Linked DNA regions of Homo sapiens: region 1 is linked to region 2. Evidence: chromatin contacts called from ENCODE Hi-C data. All regions are on one chromosome and are shown on one strand. Each heading gives the region's core, a stretch centred on a gene start or an enhancer-like site at or near the end of the contact. The rest is flanking DNA. Distances are from core to core; before and after follow the strand shown. Region 1 overlaps CREB5 (cAMP responsive element binding protein 5). Region 2 overlaps JAZF1 (JAZF zinc finger 1).

Region 1 (5,263 bases), core at 1,936-4,435, 660 kb after region 2:
AGGCCAGAGGTGTTCGTGACTTGGCATATGCGTATTTATGATTGCTTTTACAGAACATACAAGGTAAATTTACCCTTCGCTAGACCCTAATGCACTGATTTTTTTTCACATTTCTTTAGAGCCAAATGGCTAAGGAAAAAAAGAAACTAGAACTCTAGCTCCCAAAACCAGAAAAAAAGATCCTACTGAGTTCATGTAACAGGCACCAATATCTTTTGGTAGTTAAAACAGTACCCAAAAAAGGGACAGTCTCTGAACAGACTAAATTGTTGATATTTTCCAACCACTGCTTTGCCTTGGAGGGACAGAAGCCACAACCACCCAGTGTTCTCTGTGAAGCTGAGTGTCCTGCATCAGGCCCCGGGATGCTGGAGAGGATGCTGCAGATTCCGCTACCTTTGAATGACCCTTTCCCTCTCACTGGACCTTTGTCAAAAGAAAAAGGTGTCTCTCTTGAGGCTGGACCAGTGAGCCAAATTTTAAGTAAACAGAAATGGAAGGTGCTAAGCAAACAAACTCCAGCCAAATGGAATATCCAAGGTCTGGATGGCCAGCTGCCACTTTTGAGTTGTTTTCCAGCGTAGAACCCTCTAGTTAGGCTGCAGCATTTCAGATTGGAAAAACCAGACCTAAGAAAACAAAATCAAACTCCCAGACTTCATTTCCTAGTCTCACAACACATCTCTGCCCAAGAGGTCAAAAAAGGTATAGGAATTGGGGAAAATATTAGAAACCACCTAATCTGACATTTTGTGGAGAAAGAAACTGAGGTTAGGGAAATGGGGGGTCTTCCCTAATGTCACACAACAAGTAGGTGGCAGAATGAGGACTCAGGGAAGTCTCCTGTTGACCTAACCCACTTCTTTGTGATCTTCTATTTTAGAAACTCCGTAAGCCAAAGAAATCCATGTTCTTTTTTCTGATACCAAGGGACTAAGATCAGCTCTAAATTCATCGACTGCTGATGTGGTACTCAGTAGAACGTCTGTGTTCAGTAGAGGATATGGAAATCATCTGGTCACCCATGGAAATAATTGCTTTTCTTTTTTAGTGCAAAGACACATGGTCTAAGTTGCTGCTGAAATTTTGGACACATGAGCCCAGGTCTGGGACTTGGCAAGCGAATAGGCCAGATGGGAACTGTTGCTTGACAAATTGAAAGTTCTTTGTTTCAGAGTGAACCAAACCTGGTCTCAGCTAATCTACCAAAACAAAAAAGCTGGGGGAGGGTATATTGTAGAGCCCATTTTGATAATTATTTTTTTGGCACAAACTACTGCTTACACCAAAAAGCATTGTGGATTTATCATATAAATAATGACATCCCCAAAGCTGAACACTGCAAATGTAGCTATTAGGGACTTGTTGGAGTGCTTGCTGAAAGTATGTTTTTGTAGTATTGAATATCTCTGTGGCGTGCTGCTTCATCCCAAGGCAAACTATGGGTTTAAAAATAGATCAGTCCAACTGGATCTTACAGTCGCTAAACAGCTAACTGCTTTAGAGGAGCAAACTCAAATTCGTTTAGAAAAATGAAAAAATGAAGAGTTGATTTCCACCAGACAATCAATACATATTATTAATACCTTGTATTTACAAAATACTTTTATATTAAGACCTAAAACTCTGATTATAACCTTCATAGGGGAATACAAAATGGTGATTTTCCTCAATTTATAAAGCAAGGTAATTCAGAGTAAGAAAATGCCTCCAGAAGGCCTGGTTTTTATTTCCCTACTAGACTTCCAGGCCACATTTGATTTCTTGTATGCATTTTGAAACATTTGCTATCTGGTTGTTCTCTTCCAAAATGAATTCAAGGTGATTCCACTTACGTTCCCTTGAAAAGCGTTTTTACTTAAAATATAGTCTAGTATTTGTGCATTTCCTACACTAATCAGTCTTTCACTATGGAATCCTTAAGATGATTATGCATGTGCACAGCACACAATTCATTCTTCTTTCTCTAGGATAGTGATTCTTGACCTTTCTTAAGCCAAAGGCCCCTTATGAAATATAATGAAGGCTCCGTAGATGCTCTCTCAGTAATATGGACACATAAATGGACATAGAAAATTTTGCTCTAAAATGAAACTATAAATGTTGCTTTGGAATCTGCCCTACTAAGATTTAGAAGCATAAGAGGTGCTAGAACTGGCTCCCTTATGAAAGATAAGACCTGAATTATAAGCATATTTGAGCATATTGAAAGTAGCTAAGTAATGAATAAAAGTCAAGATGGACTCTTTCATTGGATAATTGGGTAATTTGCTTTCTCAATAGAAGGTGACACAGAATTGCTTGTAGAATAAAAAAAAATTCTTTCTGGAAGGAACTTTCTGGAAGTAGTTCAACCATCGTGTTTTATACTTGGTTGGCATGGCAGCTTGGGAACTCAAACCCTATTATTCTCAACTCTCAAGTGAGAGTTCCTTTTCCTACTGGATGCTGCCCCATGAATTTCTATGGCTTATGTGGTTATTAGGCCTTTATTTAGTCCTTGCAGCATCATAGTTATATGTATATGGATAAACAAGAAGCTGATTGCCCTTCTCTACTGAGGACATTAATTGGTGTTCATTTTCCCACAATAACATGGCTAAATAAGTATTAACATGTTACATTAAGAAATATGTCCTGCCAGGCACAGTGGCTCATGCCTGTAATCCCAGCACTTGGGGAGGCTGAGGCTGGAGAATCACTTGAGGCCAGGAGTTCAAGAGCAGCCTGGGCAAAATAGCTACACCCCATCTTTGCAAAACATTTTTTAAAATTAGGTGGGCATTGTGGCACATGTCTCTAGTCCCTGCTACTCAGAAGGCTGAGGTGGGAGGATTGCTTGAGCCCAGGAGGTAGAGGCTGCAGTGAACTATGATGGTGCCACTGTAGTCCAGCCTGGACGACATAGCAAGACCCTGTCTCTATAACAATAAAAAAGAAAAAAAGAATATGTTCATATTCACATATATCTTTAAATGATGGTCAGTTGTCTCAATATTCTCAGGGTTCTGCATTTTTACAGATCCTCACAACACTCAGGCCTTTGGTCTCTGTACTTACAACATATTGCTTTATTAATAAAGTGTTTTGCTGTTCATAGACTAAATGCCACCAAAGTCATATACTTTGTATGGGGTTTTGGTGATAGGCCAGGGCACCACATGTGCTGACTAGTGCTCTTTTTATAGTAAAACAGACTTATGAAAGCAAAAATTTATTGTGAAACTGTTTGGGGCATGCCAAATATCATAGGCAGTTAGCTCTTTGCTAACTGTAGAAACCCAGAGAATAGAATTGAGTGTTTTCTTAGGGAAGGGGCAATGAACACTTTGTGCCTGGGAGATCGAATGCTGCCAAGAAAGGGTTTCATTGCCCAGGACATAGTGGGGGAAGAAATGGAGACTAAATTCAACCTCTCCAAGATGGCCACAGGCAGGGGTGTTTTTTCTTCCAAAAGTATAAGAAAGCAAGAGAACCCAGTTTTGTTTTTAATACTTTTCTTGTTTGTTTTCTAGGTAGAAAAGTGTGGATTCACTAGAAATTAGAACTTGATTCCATTTTCTAAGATCCATTGTCTACATTATCTGCAGCTGAGAGCTTCTACTCAGGGGGCAAGGTGTCTAGCAGTTTCGATTTCAGAAAAGTGTTATTTCTGTAGTCTAAATGCAAATAATATGACATTTCCTTCTGAAGCAAATATATACGCACACACACACACACACACACACACACACATAAACACATCTCTGTTTCCTTTCTTGGTTTTTGTTTGGTTGTTTTTTTTTAACCAGAGATTGCCTTCATTTGATGGTCTAGAAGTGACTTTCTTTTATATGTGCTATTTTGAGCAGAAGGAGAACTGAGAAAAAGAAGGAAGGCCATCTGAATTTAGATAGGTGTAAAGTCAAAGAGGAAGAAGTTAGTGTTTAAGGCTAAAATAAATTGTCCTGTAAGTTATCCCACTGACCTTGGAATTGACAGGGTCACTTTTGGTTTCCACAGAGCCCCTTATCAATCACATTCATTTGGAGTTGGGAGGTACAATTTGCCTTCTTGTATGTTCTGAGATGTAAGAGCAATTTTCTTGTTTGATTAAGTGATTTATTCATCATTAAGGCTAATTTCCCAAATAGTCATTTTTATTTTGTAAAAATAAAGTTTGGAAGAGAAAGGGAATGAGATGAGATTTGTAGATGAGATTTTTATTATTTTGTCATTGTTTTATTTTATTATTTTTGTTATTAATGTTACTCAATATGTGGTTGCTTATAATTTATTTCACCAAGAAATTTAGAAATGGGAGATATTCCTTAAAACAGATTTCAATTTTTTTTAGCGCAACTTCTAGAATCCCAAACATACTTTCCTAGGTGATAAATACATGGCTGAAAAGCCAAGTTCATATTGAAAGTGTAGGTACAACTTAATGACAGCAATGTTAATCGTCCTTTTCGGTGTGCATGCATTTTTTAAGTCTCCTACATGTGAGGTATAATGCCTGGCAGCCACAAATAAACCTTGACCAAAGAGAGGATATTATTGATCACAATTTTTAAGTGGCTTATTCAAGATAGTGCTACATTTACGTTCACTTTTATCAAGTGGAAGCATCTCGGAGCTACCATCTATTTTATGTTTATATTTGTAGACAATGGGTGCCAAGTTCATTATTCTACAAAGCTATGAGCATGCCTTTGTGAATTAATATTAACAGATAAAGTAGAGATCCGAGGCACTTACATGAGTAAATAAGAAGAAAACCCCACACCATCCACAATATCCTGATATTGAGGGGGGAAAGAGTATTTTATAGACCGAAATTGACCAAATAATCAATGAACTCAATCAAATTAATTCAATCATGGCCCAAAACTTCATTGCCTCCTTGCCACCCTGAGCTGACATCATCCACCTGCAGCTGACCAACATGTGTACTGTATGCTTCCATACCTCCTGCTCAGTGGGCATCAGGCAGGTAGATGTGCTCTGCTCAACAGTATCCCATGAACAGTAATTGAGTAGGAGATGGTGGGGAGAGCAGGGATTCATGACTGAAGGTCAATTTATTTTCAGATATTCTTTTTAGATTGAGCAACACAGACTTCTTTTGGAAAATCTGATGGTAGATGAGTCAGCTTATTCTGATTGCATTTCAGGTGGAAGCCACAAATCCTACCACATAATTCTGCCCAATGTGCGCCTCATATTCACATTCTCAATTGGATGTAAACCTGAGCTTGTGAAGGTTACAATAGTTAAATGT
Region 2 (4,878 bases), core at 2,250-4,749:
GCTTTCATGGTTTCATGACAGGGTTGCTAAAACTTTGCTCTATACGATTTTCCCATATTTGGCTACATCTCTTCAACAACTTCACAAGTATTCATCTGAATACCTAAAAGTCCTGTATTTGGAATAAATCAAAAGGCTTGACTTACTACTCATGAAACCCTGAATCTAATTCCCTGGCCAGGGTATAAGTAAGCTGGCCCTCTGACCCACTCCATCTCCCAGTTACCCCACTGTGCTACTGAGCACACCTTTTCCTCTCCCAAACTCTACTGCATTTCTTCTAATACTCAATGCTTCATCTATGCCAGGCATTGGATTAGTTTTTTCTATCTCCCATTGACTCAGAAAAGGGAAAAGAAAAATCAAAGGCCATATAAGTAATAACAAATGAATCCTGACTTACTATTCCTTTGTAAAAGAAAAAGATAAAAATTAAAAATTCGACTCAGGAAATACAAGAATAGTAAGTAAATACAGCGAGTTAATGAAGAATTACAGATAAGAAAGTAGTGATTGAAGAATGAGTTATGCAGAGGCGAAATTCAGCTAGGTCTATTGACACAGGACAGGAAAAGGAAGAAGGTAGGAGGTTTGAAAAGGGGACACTGCAAAAAATGGCAGTGGAAAAAGTACAAGAAAGATACAGAGATAACCCAATACAGATACACAGAAATACATTTGAATTTTACAACTTTTTCATAACTATTATGATTACATGTTTTTGAAAACAGTGTAAATTGGTGTTGCATTTTCACAAAGCCGTATTATATAGTTTCTTAGTTTCTAGGGAGAATTTTTAAAATTTATAAATCATGTAAAAGGTTTGTTGAGCAGTCTAGGTAATTTCCAACTTCCAGAGACCAATGTCCAGTTCATTATAATTTCTCCCTCGAATCAGCACCTCCACTATGGCCCTATGAGCAGTGTGGGGCCACTAGTACTCTCCAAGGGTACACTACTTGGTTTGCTCATCTTGGAGCATACAGTTCTTAACACTGTCAGCCAGGAAGTGGGCTCTCAGAAAATGTTTGCTGAAATAAAACTAATGAAATGTAAGCATCAGGCTCTTTGCGAATGATAAAAAGCATCACACTTCCACTAAAAAAAAAAATTAGCAACAATGTATTTTATAAATTTATTTTCCTAAAGTCTATATTTAGAATATGATTATTCAAAAAAGTGAGTAACTTCTATTGGGGAAATTTTCATTAATAACCAGATTGCAGGTTTTTCCCAACTATAATAAAAAGGCAAAGACCAAAACAAAACCAAACAAAAAAAGGATTGTTCAGTTCTAGATGACGATACCAGGAAATTCTACCTGAGGCAAACCTATCCCATAGCCATCTCCATTCTAACTGTCTCACTCTCTGCAGCCATACTGAACAAACCTATTCCCTCTTTCTTGACAGCCCTCCTCATATCTGGAACTATGTTCTCTTCACCAAGCTAAGCATTACCAGTCCCTCTTCTCTTCCTCATTCATGGCTTCCAGAGCCTTCATTTCTTGATAGCCTTTCTACAGAGACTTATTTCATTGAATATGACAATCAGAATTGATGTGGTCTGGCAATGACCACGGTGGGGTTACCACTCACCATACCCAGAAATCCATACCTCTATTAGGGGTGCTTTGGGATGTCTGCAGCTCAGAACTGTTTGCAAAACATGTATCCTCTCCTGCCCTCCACCTACCTGCCCCTCTACCCCCTCCCCCTGGAACAATTATCATGAGACTCTAAGAGAAGTCCCTATCAAAACTTCACTATGAAAAATCCAGGGAGAACACTGGGAAATGCCAAGAATTCTCAGTCCCTGGGTACTTTCATAATGGGATGAAGAGGTACACATGAAGATGGCCCCTAACAAAGCCTCCCCGAAGTTTTGGGGACTGCTGTCCTCCTTGACTGACCCCCTCCCATCCCAACCCATGAGGGTAACTGGCTTATATGACTATTTAAGAAAGAATCTGCAAAGCGCAGATGAGCTTTTGCTACAATCCCACAAGTTGATCCCATAATCTAAGCTGTCCAGCAACAGAATAGACCTGAAATAAGCTGATGTGAAATAAGCCCTTAGTGATCACAATGTTCAAGCATGGCAGAGGGCCACTGTCAGGGTCCCTACAGAAGTCTCCAATGGGTAGAGCAGATGGGTTTGAGACCACTAATGACTCTTCTAGTACTTAAGATATGATCATTATACAGCCTCTTCAAGATCCTCTGGTCAAACTTAACCTCATATCCAATAGTCTGATGTTCTGGAGTGAGTGCAGGACTCAAACATTTATTCAACAATCAACCAACTAACTAACCAAACCACATTTACTGAATGTCTCTTGAATGCCAACCATTGTGCCATACAGGTGAAAAAGGAATTCCACTCACATTCTCTGGCCAATGGGATCCTTTATTTTTCTGCTTGATCTTATTAATCTATCACTGAGCAACCTTAGGCTGCTGCTGACAATTAATACTAAATAATTATTTATGATTCCCTATTCCTACCTTTTATTAATTATGGTACTTAATTTCTCAGTTTCAAAATTTCTGTAACATCATTGATTATAAATATATTCTATTTCCTACTAAGATGATGCCTACAATATTGAAAAAAAAAGGGGGCTCTCAATGATAGAAGGAAAAAATGGCCTTTTCTCCTAAAAACAATTATATTCAAAATAGACAAAACATACTAGGGAGAGAAAAAGGCAAAACATTAAAAAAAAAGAAAAGTAAAAGCTTAGAAGTAGATACAGTAAGATATTTGCAATTGCTATCTGCCCTTGCTCACTAAAACTAAAAATAAAATTGGCTTGCGGTTTACTAAATTTGGTTGCAAGTACTTTTCCCCACCAAACCACTCTGCAATCACATCAGTCACTAATGAAAATGATTGGGAGGGGGGATGGAAAGGAGGCTGCAGTAAAAACACACTGTATATTTTCTGGAACATATGATGAAACAGAAGGTTTCACTTCTTGTTTCAACCATTTTAGCACCTTCTCCTTTTACTCAATTTCAGGGCATGAAAGAGACTGGGCAGTTGTGCAGAATATGAGGAGAACTCATTTTGAGAGAAGATTAAAACCTGGCCCACTAATAAACTATCTTCAGTTACTGTACACATCAGTCAAACCAAATAATTCACTCTCAGTTTAACTCATTCTACAGGGCTCTGGAATAATACATCACTCTTCTGATAGAGGCACAAGTCCATTAATTACCAAACTGTGCTGCCACAGAGTTATACGGTCTTCATTCTTCCCCTATAAAGTGTGTTTTAGTTTTCGAGGCAAGAGGAGAAATTCAGAGGGGAAATGAGTAATTTAGGAACCTTTTACAGCTCTCTGGCCTGCACTAAGTAATCCTTTCTTCCCTTTCAGAGTTAATCATCAAAGGTACTGAACACAGTATGGAGGGCCTGGCCACCCATGCCCATTCAGCAACTACAACCTCCACCTAAATTCAGAATTATCATACAAGAAATGACCCATGCAGAAGAGACCAAGAGAAACAACCACATCTAGGCTGTGACAGCACAGAATGTATGTGTGTGTCTGTGTGTGTGTGCACGCGCACATGGGAAGTATAGGAACCAAATACCTGGGTCCAAATTCTAACCCTGCTTCTTCCTGGGAAGATGATCTTGTGCAAATTAACCTCACAATGCCTCTGCTTTTTGATCTGGAAAATTATCTTAAGGGTATAAGGGTACCTACCTGATAAGGTGTCTATGAGGTTACATAAGCTAATGTAGGTAATGTCCAAATCACAGTAGCTGGTATGTACATATACATACACCCTTGATAGATACCTTATTCATTCAATCCAAATTGCCACTCACTCCAGCACACTGGTATCTCTGGCTGCCAAGAGTTATGCAACAACATACTTAAACACCAAATCATCTAAATCATTTGGGTGGAACCATCGATCCTTAACCAGGCTTGTGAAAGGTTCTCTTGGCTCTGTTTACTTTGGACAGGCATCAAGCGTCTGTTTTCCTCAGAATCTGAAAGTCACTGGGTCAAGGCTGTAGAGGCCCCTTTTCACACAGAGGAACCAGTCAAGGACTGAGATTGCTCTGTGTGGTGGTGGTGGTCACCTGGCCAATTGCATGGGGAGTCACTTCGTGGCTTTGGCAGAGTCTGCCACTGTCTGCTAGAATAAATGTGGAGCCAAAATATGATTTGTCTATTTTGACTTGTGTACATTTTCTGAGTACAAGAGACTATTGATAAGAAGTTTAGGTAAGTGGAGAAAATGTTTGTTGATTCCCCAGAAAGCACAAAATGTTCATTCAGTGAAGAGAGAAGACCATTCGCTCATTATAGTTATGAATTAACGCTACATCTTCTACAGCAGAGGTTCCCAAGAGTGTATTGAAATTACCTGGGAATTTGTTGAAACACAAATTGCTGGGTCTCAGCCCCATAGTTTCTGATTTCGTAGGTGTGGGGCAAGAGGACACAGTGTTGAGAATCTGCACATCTAATACAATAATCCAGAAAATACTGCTGCTGCTTGTCCAGAGACCACTCTTGGAGACCACTGCTCTATAAGCAAGAGTACGTCACCAAGAAATTTAAATTCAGATCCTAGAACTAGAACACTACCAAGCAAGGGGGGAAATCATTCTTATGAGACAGTCATTGAATGAATGCATGAATCAAAGGGCAGATAAATACCTTCTCTTCCATCATATGCTACATTTCCCATATTTGTTTATACCGGACTCCATACTACGTATAAATAAAGACAGTCTTCAATATCCATTAAGATGACCTTCGATATCCTTCAACCAACCACAGTGGATTCTGAAAGCATACATACATGTGCATGCACACAGCCCCTGTGGTGGTCTGCTCAATGTAAC

Evidence for each region. A loop is a pair of places that touch in the nucleus more often than their neighbours do. Pooled maps may share reads with other maps.
Region 1: a map with no recorded cell type shows a loop between it and region 2 (13-fold over the local background). The contact joins two enhancer-like sites. A Hi-C loop is called at or near these places in 17 of 37 single-sample maps with no recorded cell type and 5 of 50 pooled maps.

The regions. Positions count from the first base shown.
Region 1 is chr7:28,812,351-28,817,613 of GRCh38, forward strand. The region is part of intron 9 of CREB5 (cAMP responsive element binding protein 5); the gene reads left to right. Among named protein-coding and RNA genes, the nearest start is that of TRIL, 140 kb to the right of the region's middle. RefSeq lists an enhancer at 3,430-3,609. Within about 2 kb of position 3,186, at least 3 of the 41 ENCODE cell types and tissues checked have a DNase peak (open chromatin) inside an H3K27ac peak, as active enhancers do.
Region 2 is chr7:28,152,220-28,157,097 of GRCh38, forward strand. All of the region lies in intron 1 of JAZF1 (JAZF zinc finger 1), which reads right to left. Among named protein-coding and RNA genes, the nearest start is that of JAZF1-AS1, 26 kb to the right of the region's middle. Within about 2 kb of position 3,500, at least 3 of the 41 ENCODE cell types and tissues checked have a DNase peak (open chromatin) inside an H3K27ac peak, as active enhancers do.